Regions from separate parts of the Homo sapiens genome. Here region 1 is linked to region 2. A link is a loop called in an ENCODE intact Hi-C map of the cell type or tissue named here. Cell type or tissue: mammary epithelial cell. All regions are shown on one strand.

Region 1 (8,000 bases), 450 kb before region 2:
TGACTCTAACAAGGACAAGTGGGGATTTATAGCCAAAAAGCAAATGGATGAAAAGTTACTAAGGAAAAATCGCCGAGGAAAGGGGATTTCTGGCTAAATTGTCTTGATAGGATTATTGCTGAAGACAGTCCAGGGTGATAAGATATAGAGGGTAAGGGATAAGGACAGATACCAAGGGTAGGGGGTTGTTGCTTAATTCACTTGGCAGGTTCTTGCTCAAACTGGATTCTACAAAGACAAAAAGGGAAGCTTGAGGTCCGCCTAGTCAGAAAGGACTCAAAAGGCTAAACAAAGTTTTGGTCAAAGGAGAGTCTTTGTCCCTTCTCTCCAGGTTCTACCACCCACACCTTTCTCCCAGGTTTGAGCCACTCACCCCACCTCCTGGGATTTTTGCTTAAATTGCCTATGGATAGTTGATATCCTTAAGTGCCAGCTTTTATTAATCAAGAGTCTGCATGACATGGGTTAGGAAAGCAACTGAAAAAGATGAAACAGAATGCTTCAGAAGGAGCCCACTTTCTGTCACCAGAGCCAAGCCTTCCCTGGGGAACTGGGACTTGGAAGTGCTGAGTCCTCTCCCCAAGGTCTGAATGGGCCCAGCACATCTGCGACCCCACCCAAAGCAGGGAGCAGGTCCCAGCTGCCTGTAGACTTTCGCCATAATGGAAGGTTAGGAGGTGGGAAAAGGGAAGAAAAGTGTCCCACAGAGTATGAGCACACAGCATGGGGGAGCGGAAGTCCGCCCCAGCCCCACTGAGTCCAAGCCCTGTGCCCTGCCAGGAGAGGGAGCCCTTCCCGGAAGGAAGCAACTTCTCTTCTGCTCCAAAGAGAGCTCGACTCCAAAGCCGCATGACCCAGGGCTGCAGTCGCCCTTTTGAAATGTGTCTATCCAAAGGGACGCTTTCTCCCAAATGCACACGTGAAAGCCAGCAGGGCGCTGGCTCCCTGGTGCCCCGACCGCCCCCCTGCAGCCTCCCCGTGGGCGCCGTGCTCCCAGCGCCTGTGCCCCTTGCAGACCTTGCGGAGGTGAGGTCGCTCCTGCCCTTCTCGCAGGCACAGGACCAGGCGCAGGGAGGTGCCAAGCAGTGACCACACAGCCCCGACCCTGGGAGGTGTCCCACAGCACACAGAGCCCCCACCCCTACCCCGATTGACAACCAGGGCATCGCCCTGGGGTGAGCCCAGGGCTCTGAGAGGTGAGCCCCTTCCCAGAGCTTAAAGACCCGGAAATGGCCAGGCGCAGTGGCTCACGCCTGTAATCCCAGTACTTTGGGAGGCCAAGGTGGGCAGATCACGCGGTCAGGAGTTCGAGACCAGCCTGTCCAACATGGTGAAACCCTGTCTCTACTAAAAATACAAGAATTAGCTGGGCATGGTGGCGCATGCCTGTAATCCCAGCTACTCAGGCGGCTGAGGTGGGAGAATCGCTTGAACCCGGGAGGCGGAGCTTGCAGTGAGCTGAGATTGCCCCATTGCACTCCAGCCTGGGCAACAGAGCGAGACTCCGTCTCGAAAAAAAAAATAATAATAAATAAAATAAAATAAAAAATAAAGACCAGGAACTGAGACGTCGCCAGGCTGCAAAGGCAGTTGGTGGCCTCAGTGGGACCTGGACTCAAGTACTCCACCTACACACCTGCCTTTCCTGGTGCAGTGTGATGCTCCAATAAGGGCTGTGAAATCCGCTTTGCAGGTAACAGGAGGTAGGCTGAAAACGGGAGTGAGTCACAGGTTTCCGCCTCCCTCCCCGTCCCCAACCCATCGCAGGTTATGTTGGTCCTACCTCCCCGCTAGTCCACCTCTTCCTGTTCTTTTGCTACCTCCACCACCACCACGGTCCAAGCTACCAACAACTCTTGCTTGGAAGGATGTAGCGTCCTCTTCAGATGCAAACATATATATAAACAAATACACGTGCTCTTTACCTCTCAGAGTCATTGCGAAGTTACATGAAATAGGTATGTGTGAAAATACCTAGCCCAATATCTAGCACATTGTAGATGCTCAACAGACGTCCTTTTACTGTAAAAGAAAGATAATGCCAAGGATTAATTAAGTTGTGATATTAATAAAGGCAATACAAATAAAAGAAAAGGCTGGGGGAAGTGGCTCATGCCTGTAAACCCAGCACTTGGGGAGGCCGAGGCAGGAGGATTGCTTGAGGCCAAGAATTCGAGACTAGCCTGGGCGTCACAGTGAGACTCCCATATCTACAAATAAATAAATTACATAAATAAAAAGGAAAGAGGCCAGGCGTGGTGGCTCACCCCTGTAATCCCAGCACTTTGGGAGGCCGAGGTGGGTGGATCACCTGAGGTCAGGAGTTCGAGACCAGCCTGGACAACATGGTGAAATCCTATCTCTACTAAAAATACAAAAATTAGCTAGGCATGGTAGTGGATGCCTGTAATCCCAGCTATTCAGGAGGCTGAGGCACAAGAATCGCTTGAACCTGGGAAGCGTAGGTTGCAGTGAGCCAAGATCGTGCCACTGCACTCCAGCCTGGGTGAAAGAGCAAAACTCCATCTCAAATAATTAAAAAAAAAAAAAATATTCTCCATTTGGAAAGGTGCTCATCATTTGAAGTCCCCTAATTAAGAATCCACACTCCAGGGCTGTTTGCTCAGCAATAATCAGAAGAATGGTCATCATAAATCCGTATTTCTCTTAAAGAATTCCTGTGCACCAGGCTTGAGGAAGTTAGAGTGGTGATCTCCCCTTGTTCTGTGGTGTGCTGGAGCACTCCCGAGAAGCCCCCCCTATCCTCATAGGGCTCCCCCAAAGGCTGTCACTAACAATTCAGGAGAAAATTGCCAGTAGTAGTTTTTAGCCCTGTAAGGTTAGAAGTTAACCTGCAGAAACTGACACATTGTTTTGACTTTGTGACATGGTGGAAAAGCAAACCTCAAAGCCATGGTGGCTTCCCTGCACCTTAGCAAGTTAAAGTCGTACATCTAACCTGACAATCGGATGGAACACCTATTTCCCACGGACTACACAAATCCCTCTCCTTCCAATGCTCTCTGAATCAGTGCTTTTGTTTCCCTGCTGGTTCCCTCATTAAAGAATTAAATCAAACCTTGATGCCTGGTTACTATCTGTCTGTGGGAGAACTATGTTTCCAACACTCCAGAGGGAGCCCTGTCAAGAACTTCGAATGCTAGTAGCTAAATGTGCACCAGGAGGTTTGTGATTTTGAAACCACCTTTGCAAATTTATGACTGAGACAGTAAAAGAGATCTAACTTAATCAATTCCACCTTGCTTCTAACCTCCAAGCTGTCCTTGTTCGTTCCTGGGGGTAGGCTGAACTAACTTTGGGAGAAACTTAGTTTACAGTTTATAGTTTAAAACAAAGACGATAACAGTCCTTTCCCAAAGCAGACCTCCTTCTTGCCCAGGGACTAGATTGTCTTTGTAGGACTAAGATTAGATACAAGATTAGAAATTATGGTTTATGACCAGGCGCAATGGCTCATGACTGTAATCCCAGCACTTTGGGAGACCAAGGCAGGTGGATGACCTGAGGTCAGGAGTTCTAGACGAGCCTAGCCAACATGGTGAAACCCTGTCTCTACTAAAAATACAAAAAAAAAGATTTCCAGGCGTGGTCCCATGGACCTGTAATCCCAGTTACTGGGAAGGCTGAGGCAGGAGAATCGCTTGAACCCGGGAGGCAGAGGTTGCAGTGAGCCAAGATAACACCACTGCCCTCCAGCCTGCACAACAAGTGTGAAAACTCCTAAAAAAAAAAAAAAAAGAAAGAAAGAAAAGAACTTATGGTTTAGGAGTCACACACCTGGAGGCAACAAGATTCTGACCCTCCCTAAACTGCTCATAAGATCAGTGCTTGAGATATTTTGCAGACTCTGCACTTAATGGATCAGCTGGCACCACCCAGATGGATAAACTGGCTCATCTGATCTTGTGGCCCCCACCCAGGAACTGACTCAATGCCAGAAGACAGCTCTGACTCCCTGCGATTTCATCCCTGACTAATCAGCACTCCCGGCTCACTGGCTTCCCCCCACCCACCAAGTTGTTCTTAAAAACTCTGCTCCCCGAATCAGTCTGGGAGACTGATTTGTGTAATAATAAAACTCTGGTCTCCCACACAGCCAGCGCCGCGTGAATTACTCCTTCTCTATTGCAATTCCCCTGTCTTGATGAATCGGCTCCATCTAGGCAGCAGGCAAGGTCAATGCCTTGCGGGGTTATCCTTTCATATAGATGTTTGAAATTATGTGTCCATGGATGAAAAAGCGCTGCCCAAGAAATGTGATTGGCAGTGTTTTTCAACCATTTTTAGTATTATTGCACCCTTGAAAGAGCGCTTTTAGACTTCTTCCCCAACCACCCTCCTTCCCCTGAAATTTTAATACAACAGATGTACTATCATAACCACTTATCTCCTGTGGCCCCTTGAAGGGCCACAACCCATTGTCATAGCTAATATTTTTTCACACCTCATTCAAGATCTATGTGTTCTCCAAGGCCCAAGGGGGGATTTTAAGTTCTACCCTACTACCCATTTCACTTTAGGGAAGTTACTTTTTTTCTCATAAGGCTGTTGTGGGATGCAAAAACTGGGAGAAAGATGTTTAGGTGTTTAGGTGTGAAGGTCACGCTTTCTCATACAGTACAGTTGTCCCTCAATATCTGTGGAGGATCGGTTCCAGGATCCCCTCAAAACCAAAATCCAAGAATGCTCAGTTCCCTGATATAAAATGGCCTAGTATTTGCATATAACCTAAGAACATCCTCCTATATACTTTCAATCATCTCTAGATTATTTATACCTGATATCATGTAAATGCTATATAAATAGTTGTTATACTGTATTGTTTATTTGTATTATCTTTATTGTTGTATTAGTATTTTTGTTTTGTTTTTAAAGTATTTTCTGTCTGAGGTTGGTTAGACCCATGGATGTGGAACGCACTGATGCTAAGGGCTGACAGTAATTAGACTGTAACTCCACCAATGCACCACTCTCACTCCCACTCATCCTGACTTAGACTTTTTCTCTTTTTTTTCTTTTGGCATTTCAGGTCAGAATACCTTGACAATCTTTTCTTAATAATGCATTTTGCTAACTATAAATTGTTCATTTCAATGTAATGCTATGCTCCTTACTGCCATCTAAAAGACCACCAGGATGACTAAATAGTAAAAAGGAGAGGTTTATTGGCAATGCCAGTTTGAAAACTAGGAAGGGGATGTCTCCAGCATGGACAAAGTTGCTCTCTCTTCAAAGAAGGGAAGGACATCTTGCGTTTTATGCCTCACAGGGTCCATGTCACACAACAGAGTCATACGTATTCAGCAGGTTTGCTGGGGGTGAGGTGGGGGACGCTGTACATATTTATGAGGGAGGCTGAGCACAAGCACGATGGGGAAACATATGTAACGTACATCCCATGTTCACTTTGGGCCAGGGCTTTAGCTTTAAAATGAGGTGGGGTTTGACTCTTTATATCAAAAGAACTATAGGACACAAAGACTATTTGTGCATGGCCTCTAGACACTGGCTGAAACTGGCTTAAGGTCTGCAGTAGCTTATCAGAAAATATTTGTAAGGCCTGTTCTTCGTCCAATCAGAACTGTAGTGGTCTCAATTGTAAATCAGAGTTAGGAGGGATCTGAAAGCTCCTGTTGTTAGGGAGTTTAGAGCTGTAGGAATTTAGAAATTTGCCATGCCAGCCAGGCCCCGTGCCCTTGAGCAATAGGTAACTTTGTTTCCATAAACTTAGGGTCCATCTTAGTTGATAAAGGGGCATCTATCCTCTCCAAGTGCCAGCTTCTATACACGTGCTCCCTTGGACTCTCTCTGTAAGTGACAACTTCTCTATGGGAGATAATTCCAGTTCCATAACAAAACATACTGTACAGGCTGGGCGCAAGGGCTCACACCTGTAATCCCAGCACTCTGGGGGGCCAAGGCTGGAGAATTGCTTGAGGTCAGGAGTTCTAGACCAGCCTGGGCAACATAGCAATACTCTGTCTCTACAAAAATTTTAAAAATTAGCTGGGCATGGTGGTGCACACCTGTAGTTCCAGCAACTCCTAGGCTAAGGCAAGAGGATCACTTGGGCTCCGGAGGTTGAGGTTACAGTGAGCTATAATCTCACCACTACACTCCAGCCTGAGCACAGAGTGCGAACTTGTCTCTAAAAGTAAATAAAATAAAATAGTGCTCTGTAGAAAACAAGAAGACCTCCTACTAAGATAACACTTCTACCAAATAATTCTACTAAAATAATAGTGGCCTTGTAGTGATTAAGTCAACCTCTTGAAAGATTTAGAAGGAGCAAGATTATATGAAAACAAAACAAAACAAAAAAAAAACAGCTTGAAAGATAATCCTCAGCTGGGCATTAATCTCAGCATTTGGGAGTTTGCAGCGGGCTGATTGCTCAAGCTCAGGAGTTCAAGACTAGCTGGGCAACGTGGCAAAACCACATCTCTACTAAAAATACAAAAAAATTAGCCGGACGTGGTGATGCATGCCAGTACTCCCAGCTACTCAGGAGGCTGAAGCGGGAAGATTGTTTGAACCTCAGATGTGGAGGCCTCAGTAAGCTGAGATCACACCACTGCACTCCAGCCTGTGCAACAGAGTGAGACCTTGTCTGAAAACATAATAATAATAATAACCCTCATAAAGCTTAGGCCAGTCACAGTGGCTCATGCCTGTAATCCCAGCACTTTGGAGGCTGAGGTGGGCAGATCACTTGAGGTCAGGAGTTCAAGACCAGCCTGGACAACATGCAAAACCCTGTCTCTATTAAAAATACAAAAATTAGCCAGGCGTGGTGGCGCATGCCTGTAATCCCAGCTTCTTTGGAGGCTGCGGCAGAAGAATTGCTTGAACCCAGGAGGCAGAGGTTGCAGTGAGCTGAGATCGTACCACTACACTCCAGCCTGGATGACAGAGTGAGACTCCATCTCAAAAAAAAAAAAAAAAAAAAAAAAAAAGACTTAGTCAAAATTACTTACAAGTTATGTGATTTTGTCCTGGAAATGTGAAATGTTTTCTCATTCCAGATTTACAGAGCCTTAAATTTATAGATGTACCCTTATTAGGGACAAGACTTAAAGGTGTGTCAAAGGACAACATTACAACCAATTTACTTTTAAAGATCTCAACTGGCTTGTGTTTTATTTATTTATTTATTCTCCTGCCTCAGCTCCCCCAGTAGCTGGGGCTACCGGTGTACGCCACCAAGGCTGGCTAATGGCTTTATTGTGATCCTAGAATCAGGCAACATTTCATTCCATAAAATAGAGTAAGTGTTCAGATGACCTGAGTGGAAGAGATTTGCTTTAAAGACAGAGAAGGGCTGAAAAAAGCAGAAGCAAAAAACAGAGAGTGTATTTGTTGTTTCAAAGCTACTTTTCTTATAAGGCAGGAGAGAGAAACAGAACAATAGAAAAAGAACTAATTAGCTTACATCAGGTCACTCTAAACAACCTTTTCCATGTAAGGGTTAGGCAGAGGGAGCTTCATTGTTACGCAACTGAAGTTTTAAACTGGCCCATTTGGGAAATTGTTATCTGTACTGATTTTATGAAAGCTCAGATAAATTAATTTAGGTTGGGTGATGTGCAACTTTAGCATGAATTACTCTGTTTTTATTTTTAGTTGTTGTTGTTGTTTTTTTTTTTTTGAAGAGATGGGGTCTTGCTATGTTGCCCAGACTGGTCTTAAACTCCTGTGCTCCAGCAATCGTCCCACCTAACCCTCCCAAAGTGCTGGGATTACAGGCATGAGCCACCACACCTCTTCCATTTTTATTTTTAATTTGGTCAGCTGGGGCCTAGTGTAGGAACTTAGCCCAAAACAATGGCCTCCTCTGATTTTTATCTAACAGATAGATACCATTGTATGTGAGGGGAAAACCTCACCTTCGACCTCTGGTAGTTCACTAAAAAAATCAACTGACAGCAGATTAGTAAGAGAAAAAGGCATACAAATGTATAAGTGTGCACAGGAATATT
Region 2 (8,000 bases):
CCCATACTGTAAGTTGCTGCATTAGTTATTACATTAGTTTCCTAGGGCTGACATAACAAATTACCACAAACTAGATGGCTTCAAGGAACAGAAATGTATTGTGTCACAGTTCTGGAGACTGGAAGTCTGAAATCAAGATGTTGGCAGGACCATCCTTCCTCTAAAGGCTCTTGGGAATAATTCTACCTTGCCTCTTTCCAGTACCTTGTGGCTCCAGCAGTCCTTGACATTCCTTGGTTTGTAGCTGCATCACACCAATCATGGCCTTCTTATCCTTGTGTCTCCTGTCTCTTTGTATCCTCTTTTCTTCTTTTTTTTTTTTGAGACGGAGTTTTGTTCTTGTCGCCCAGTGCAATGGCGCCATCTCAGCTCACTGCAACCTCCTTCTCCCGGGTTCAAGTGATTCTCCTGCCTCAGCCTCCTGGATAGCTGGGATTACAGGTGCCCACCACCATGCCTGGCTAATTTTTGTATTTTTGGTAGAGACAAGGTTTTACCATGTTGGCCAGGCTGCTCTCGAATTCCTAACCTCAGGTGATCCACCCGCCTTGGCCTCCCAAAGTGCTGAGATTACAGGCATGAGCCACTGCACCCGACCTGTATCCTCTTCTTTTCTTGCTTGCTTTCTTTTTTGTTTAGAAACAGGGTCTTACTCTGTCACCAAGGCTGGAGTGCAGTGGCATGATCATAACTCACTGCAGCTTCAAACTCCTGGGCTCAAGCGATCCTCCCTTCTCAGCCCCAGCCTCCTGAGTAGCTGGGGCTACTAGAGGTGCATACCACCATGCCTGGCTACTTTTTCCATTTTTTGTAGAGAAGGGGTCTCACCTTTCCTTCATTGGATTTAAGGTTGATCCTAATCCAGTATGACCTCTTCACCTGATTACATCTGCAAAGTCCCTATTTCCAAACAAAGTCAAAGTCACAGGTACCAGGTGTTATGACTTGAATGTATCTTTTTATGAGCCACAGTTCAACCCACTACTATTATCTATTGCTGTGTAACAAATTACGCTAAAATTTAGTGGTTAAAACAACAGACATTTATGATCCTGGGTCAGGAACCTGAGTGCTGCTTAACTTTGTACCTCTGCCTCAAGGTTACAGTCCAGCCGCCAAGTGGAGCAGTGTCTTACCTGATAGCTCTACTCGGGTGGGAGCGTCTGCCTCCGTGGCCACTCTGTTGGCTGATTTGGCAGTTTTAGCAAGTTGATAGTCAAATTTGGAGGAAATGATTAACAGCAAAACTGAAGAGGAAGGTATGGGCTTCTATGCTAGCACCTGGGGCAAAGTAAGGAAATGGAGGAACCTGGTTAATCACTGTTTCCCCACCTGTTCCACTGACCAGTGCCTAAGCCCATGGGAGAGTTGGATGGAGGGGGCATAAGTAACACTACTTAAGGTCACAAGATATCCTGGGTACTGTGAGACTTTGTGCATGGGTGCAGTTTGGTGGCCAGAGGCCAAATACAGCTTGCAGTTGTGTTAGGTTTGGCCTGAAAAATGGCCTAGCAATTTTTAATTAGTTTCCAACACTTGAAAATTAGGAGATTTCACATAAAAATCAAACTTCCTGACTTCTCTCATAAGAAAAATATGGAAACACACAGTACCTTTGCATAGTACTATGTACACTACCTCGCTCACTACAGTTTGCATCTGGCTGCTGCATATAGACATGGGTCCATGAGTCCTACTCTAGTCTCAGTGGTAAGACACAGCCAGTGCCTACCTTGCAGGATCAGATATTCCCAAAATAAATATTTATTTATTTTGGAGATACGGTTGGTTCTGTTGCCTAGACTGGAGTGCAATGGCGTGATCTCGGCTCACTGCAACCTCTGTCTTCTGGACTCAAGCGACCCTCCCACCTCAACCTCCCGAGTAGCTGGGACTACAGGCAATACTACCATGCTGGGACTACTACTCCTGAGTAGTTGGGACTACAGGCACATACCACCATGCCTGGCTAATTTTTGTATGTTTTGTAGAGACAGGGTTTTGTCATGTTGCCCAGGCTGGTCTTGAACTCCTGAGCTCAAGTAATCCTCCTACCTCAGCCTCCCAAATTGCTAGCATTACAGAGGTGAGGCACTGCACCCAGCCTACAATAATTTTATTTCTGGTATCAAACCCAATTTTAAATTCCATCTTTTTAATAACTAGCAGTCATAGTTTTAAATTTATGGTTACCACTTACTCATTTATCAAATATTTATTGGGGAGCTAGTATGTGCAAGGTGCTATGCTAGCTCCTGGGAATATTGAGACAAGCCAGATATGGCCCCTGTCTTTGTGGAATTTAACTTGTAATTTAAAATCAGTGCGAAAGTTTTGAAATGATTTAAATTACCAAAAATAACGTCTGAGATTTACAGTTTTAAAATGAGTACCATTTAAATACTCTGTTTTGTTCTACAGGAAAGTTCAAGTAGATTATGTATCATTGACTATTAATTTTTCTTACTGCTTTTCCCCCTTGCAGGAGAAATGCTCTCATATGGAGACAGGCAAGAGGTGGAAATCAGAGGGTGCTCGCTTTGGTGTGTTGAGCTGATCCGGGATTGTCTTCTGGAGCTTATTGAACAAAAGGGTGAAAAACCTAATGGAGAGATCAATTCCATTCTTCTGGATTATTACTTATGGGACTATGCCCATGACCATAGGGAAGATATGAAAGGAATTCCGTTTCATCGCATACGTTGCATATATTATTGACCTCAAGTGTAAACTGATCCAAAGAAAACCCCCTGCGTTTTATATCATATCATCTGTACAGTTTTGCTTTGATATTTAGAGAACATGATCGAGGTTATAGGAAATTGATTGCCCATTCTCACTTGAAAAATACTTCCTAGGCCGGGCACAGTGGTTTATGCCTGTAATCCCAGCACTGTGGGAGGCTGAGGCGGGTGGATCATCTGAGGTCAGGAGTTTGAGACCACCTGGCCAACATGGTGAAACCCCATCTCTACTAAAAATACAAAATTAGCTGGGCGTGGTGGCACGTGCCTGTAATCCCAGTTACTTGGGAGGCTGAGGCAAGAGAATCGCTTGAACTCAGAAGGTGGAGGTTGCAGTGAGGCGAGATTAGGCCATTGCACTCCAGCCTCAGCAACAAGAGTGAAACTTTGTCTCAAAAAACAACAACAACAACAACAACAACAACAAAACTTCCTAGGCCAGATGTGGTGGCTCATATGTATAATCTTAGCACTTTGGGAGGCCAAGGCAGGAGGATTGCTTGAGGCGAGGAGTTCAAGACCAGCCTAGGCAACATAGGGAGACCCCCATCTCTACAAAAATTTAAAAATTAGCCTAGCATGGTGGCACGCTCTGTAATCCCAAATACGCGGTAGGCTGAGGCTGAGGAGGGTGGATTGCTTGAGCCCAGGGGTTTGAGGCTGCAGTGAGCCACAGTCACGCCACTGCATTCTATCCTGGGCAACAGATGGAGACCTTGTCTCAAAAAAAAAAAATTCCTGACATCGCTATGTATTCCCAACTTTATCATTTGTCTGCCTGTTTAGTTTTGACTTATGTTTTTTTTTTTTCCCCCCTGTGGACATGTAGTTGACGGAAATCGTGAAGGAACTTTAATATTTTATTTAAATTTCCCAAAACTAATCATGCCTTATGTGACTAATCTTCAGTGATAATATTTCATCTACTGATATATTTTCTTGAGGTGTGTAATTTTCAGTATACCTTAATCATTTGGTATAAAAAAGAGAGAGGTTTTTGATATATGAATGCTGTTCTTGTAAAAATCAATCTTGACACTTTATTTTAAACTTTTTATTGGTAATGACAGTGGGTTTTGTACATCATGATTTTCAATTTAGGATATCTGTCTAATTTGTTTTTTCAGAGTAACTATATTGGAATTCAATAAAAATATTCAAAATTTTTCTTAAACCTGGAATGGATTATTTCATTAAAATAGAATTTACTATATATAATTTTAAAAGGTTTACTGTAAGTTAGATTATTTACCTTCTGCTGCAGAACTCTCATTACCTGTCAAGTACTCATTTCCCACCACCCCCGCCACATTCCTTCTAACAGAATCTTGATTTTGTTAGGTATCTACCTTGTCTGCTTGCTGTGACTTCAGAAAAGTCAGAAAAAGATGCCCTTTTCCCAAGCACTTTACTGCCATCTGCTGGAAATTTGTCATAATAACCTTACAAATGACTGTGAGTGAGGCCTCCTGGAGTTGTGCACTACACAACTTGCACAACCATAGGAGTGGTCCTGTGTCTATCCCTGTCCTGTATGACTCAGGGGATGGTGATCCCATCCCCAGTTCTGGAGGTAGATCTTGTATGAATGGTTTACTATTCCTGGTCACTTTACTCTCCTTGCCTGTGATTGCTTTGATAATGGGTATATAATCTAGTTCTGGACAGTGACACTGGATGACAAGTCTGCTGGGAAGCTTCTAGAAAAGGATTCTTCACTTTTAAGAAAGAGATATAGGACAAAGTTCCCTTTTCTTCCTCTGAGCAATGCTTTTAGCATGATACCTGCTATCATGCAGGTAGCCATTTTGTGGAGCTAGAGCCCAGCTATACTTTCCATGCCTGAGCCCATCCTATCCATGGACTTCATACTTGAGATAATAAACACATTACCTTATTATTTCCAGCATCTTGAATTAGTTTTCTGTAACTTGTACCAGAAAGCATCATAACAGTTTCCAGTGTAATCTCTGGGCCTCTGCTCCTGCCACCCTTCTGGCACTTCCTGTCTTCCCTTCCCCCTTTCCCTCTTCTCCTCCCCTTTGCTTCTCTGCCCTCCTCCTTCTTCTTCCCTTCTTTCCCCTCCCCCCTCTTTTTCTTCTCCTTCTCCACTCTCTTTTTTTTTATTTTTTATTTTTTATTTTTTTAGAGATGGTCTCACTGTCACCCAGGCTGGAGCACAGTCGTGAGATCATAGCTCATTGTAACCTTGAACTCCTGGGCTCAAGCAATCCTCCCAAAGTGCTGGGACCACAGGCGCATGCCACTATATCTGGCTAATTTAAATTTTTTGTAGAGATGGGGTCTCACTATGTTGCTCAGGTTGGTCTCGAACTCCTAGGCTCAAGCAGTCCTCCTGCCACTGGCCTTCCAAAGCACCGCGTTTACAGCTGTGAGCCATGGTTTCCCAGACCCAGCTGCCTTTTCTCTTCTGCCACTGAGCATAACCTGGAATCAATCCTGGATGCCTGCATTCTAATCTAGCCAGCAGGATTGAAGCAATAAAGAAGAGTAGAAAGAAAGGGTTGAAGCCAGGTGCAGTGGCTCGCTCCTATGGTCCCAGCCACTGTGTGGTGGGGAGGAACTGAGGTAGGAGGATCCCTTGAACGTAGGAGTTCATGTCCAGCCTGGGCAATGTAGCGAGATCCAGTCTCTTAAAAAAAAATAAGGAAGAAACAAAAAGAGTTGACAAGAAAGGCTCTAGTAGCCACCACATTCCATTTTGGTTTCATCTTACTAGAATTTAGTCACGTGACCACAACTAACTGCCAAGAAGGCTAGGAAAGTGGCATGTATTATGGGCATTGGATACCAGCTAAACTGTGTAGAGAGTATGGATGGGCCTGGGCACAATGGCTCATTCCTATAATCCCAGCACTTTGGGAAGCCAAAGGCGGGATGATCGCTTGAGCCCAGGAGGTCGAGGCTGCAGTGAGCAATGATCACCACTGCACTTCAACCTGGGCAACAGAGTGAGACCCAGTCTCGAGAAAAAAAAAAAGTATGGGTGGATACTGGGAAACAGCAAGAAGTTTTTGCCACCCATTAAGTGGATTTTATAGTTTTCTTACCTGATACAGACTAAGAGCATTAAAATAACATTTTGCCTAATGGCTTTAACAGCCATGGATGATTATTTTTCAGATCTATTATTTCATTAGGGATTGCAAAATGGTAGTGTTCTAGTTCTAACATTTTTGGTTTTTGGGGATTTGTGTGGAGATAACATCCCTCTTGGATTTCAGGGTAGTCTGGGGGAACATAATTAACATGGGGCTAGCTCCTGACGTTCCAGAAGAGAATGGAATGTAGAATTAAGTTCTGAAAGTGTTTTCAGTTGTGTTGATTCATTCTGCACACCCTTTTAAAGGTAATGAAAATGTGCACAGCCTCCTGAAACTCCCTGGCACAGTCCTCCATTCAGAGAAGTCTTTTCTAATTCTTTGGTGACTCAGTTTCCTTTAGTAGCCTTTGATTTGCCATCAGTTATAAAATATTTTGTTTTGTAAACAAATTTCAATTATTTTTCTTCAGAGGCCTCCTAATGATTTGCCTCACTCTATGAACTCAAGTTGTTTAGCCAAGGCACCTTGTCAATGCTTTCCAACCAAAGTAAACAGGTTAGATTTATTACTTGTAGCATGGGGTGACTCAGTAGGAGGATTATTTGGGGCAGGGTCTAAGGAAACTGTTCTGTTGAGATTGGATACTCTCAGAAAGCAGGATCAGTTATACTATTGGCTGCTCTACCATTGACTGCCTCAAATTTTTTCTATAGGGAGGGCAGACAAGAGTAAGGATAAAGCTGTCATTGGTAAAGAAGTCAGCAGTCACTCATTTTAGTGGAGATAGGATGTTTGGGTACTTTGTACGGCACGATGCCCTTGTATTTTTCTGTGGTTAGGCAAAATTCTGAAGTGGCCTTATTTAGTCTTACTTTATCATGGTCTCTGAGTAACCTTTCTGATCCAGTCTCTAAAAAAAAAAAAAAAGAAAGAAAGAAAGAAAAAAACAAAGGGTTGACAAGAAAGGCTTTGGTAGCCACCACATTCCACTTTGGTTTCATCTTACTAGGATTTAGTCACGTGACCACAACTAACTGCCAAGAAGGCTAGGAAAGTGATTATGTCCAACAGAAGACTAACTGGTATAGCTGTGGGTGCCAGGCCAGCTTTTTATCAGGGGCTGCTTTTTTTCCTTTATCAACCTTAAACTTCTCCCTAATTAGCACCAAGGCAAATTAATAGATTTTGTTTCATTCAATTCAGAAATCATGTATTGAGCTTCCTCACAGTGTCCCCTCCCCTGAAGCTGAATGGATAATGGCTTAGTCAGGCTGGCACCCCAGTCTGCCCCAGATGCGGATTTAATGACTGTATATGACCTAGGGGATCAGCTTTGAGGCAACTAGACCTTCCTTTTCCTTGCAACTCTGTGACCCGTCTTTCTCGAGGTGTGCTGTTTTTTGCTTTAGTTTAAAATTTCCAGCTTTTTGGTGGGTGCTATAGTCAAATACAAAACCTAAACAAGTAAGGGAATTGATCTATTCAGGCTATTACAATAGGAAAAGCACTCCAAATCCAAAGATCAGAGTCTCTTGGCAGGGTGGTTTTGCCTTAGACTTTTATAGAGAGGAGTATACAAGTTACAGGTGGAGGACTTACATGTGGGATTGTTTTGCAATCAGAAGTCTCAGTCAGTTGCCAAACAGGAAATATTTATCTCTGTGTCATGCTGGTTTTAGGTGGACAAAGAGTTCTAATAGAGAGACAAAGAATGAGGAATTGGGCTGAGCATGGTGATGCACATCTGTAATCCCACCACTTTGAGAGGCCCACACAGGAGGATTACTTGAGCCCAGGTGTTCAAGACCAGCCTAGGCAACATAGCAAGACCCCGTCTCTACGGAAAAAAAAAAAAAAATTGTAAAAAAGAATGAGGAATTGAAGGGTCTGTGTCTGGTCTTGTCCCACTGGGATGGGATAATCTCATGGGATACCATATACTATGGTGTATGCAGTTCATGGGTGACCAAATCATTGTTATGTGATGCATGCCTGTAATTTGTAAAATTCCTTGCAGGTATACAATTTATTGATTAAACAATTGGAAGTTTGGAGAAATATATTATTGTGCCATTCATCTAAATTTCTCTTTTTTCCATACACTGTGTATCTTTTCCTTTCTTTTATCCCTTTGGGTTAAGGATGTTTTAGTTTTAAATGAAATAAATCAAACTAAAACTAGCATAGTGAA

Evidence for each region. Hi-C counts contacts between places; a loop is a spot of excess contacts. Peaks named below come from ENCODE experiments on the same cell type or tissue, not always from the same donor. Only the 100,000 strongest peaks of a DNase experiment are listed, where the experiment ranks them.
Region 1: it touches region 2 in a loop (6-fold over the local background); 2 of 110 quality-filtered maps call a loop at or near these places.

What each region holds. Positions count from the first base shown.
Region 1 is chr9:84,386,463-84,394,462 of GRCh38, reverse strand. No RefSeq gene overlaps it. Among named protein-coding and RNA genes, the nearest start is that of SLC28A3, 50 kb to the right of the region's middle. In mammary epithelial cell, no CTCF peak of the experiment used is centred here; a DNase peak (open chromatin) is centred at 3,912.
Region 2 is chr9:83,934,229-83,942,228 of GRCh38, reverse strand. It overlaps QNG1 (Q-nucleotide N-glycosylase 1), which reads left to right. Exons shown (of 4, transcript NM_032307.5): 4 at 2,486-3,918. The coding sequence ends at 2,718. Among named protein-coding and RNA genes, the nearest start is that of KIF27, 17 kb to the right of the region's middle. In mammary epithelial cell, a CTCF peak has its summit at 4,162 (motif pointing left); DNase peaks (open chromatin) are centred at 4,178, 6,838 and 7,448; H3K27ac peaks cover 468 bases.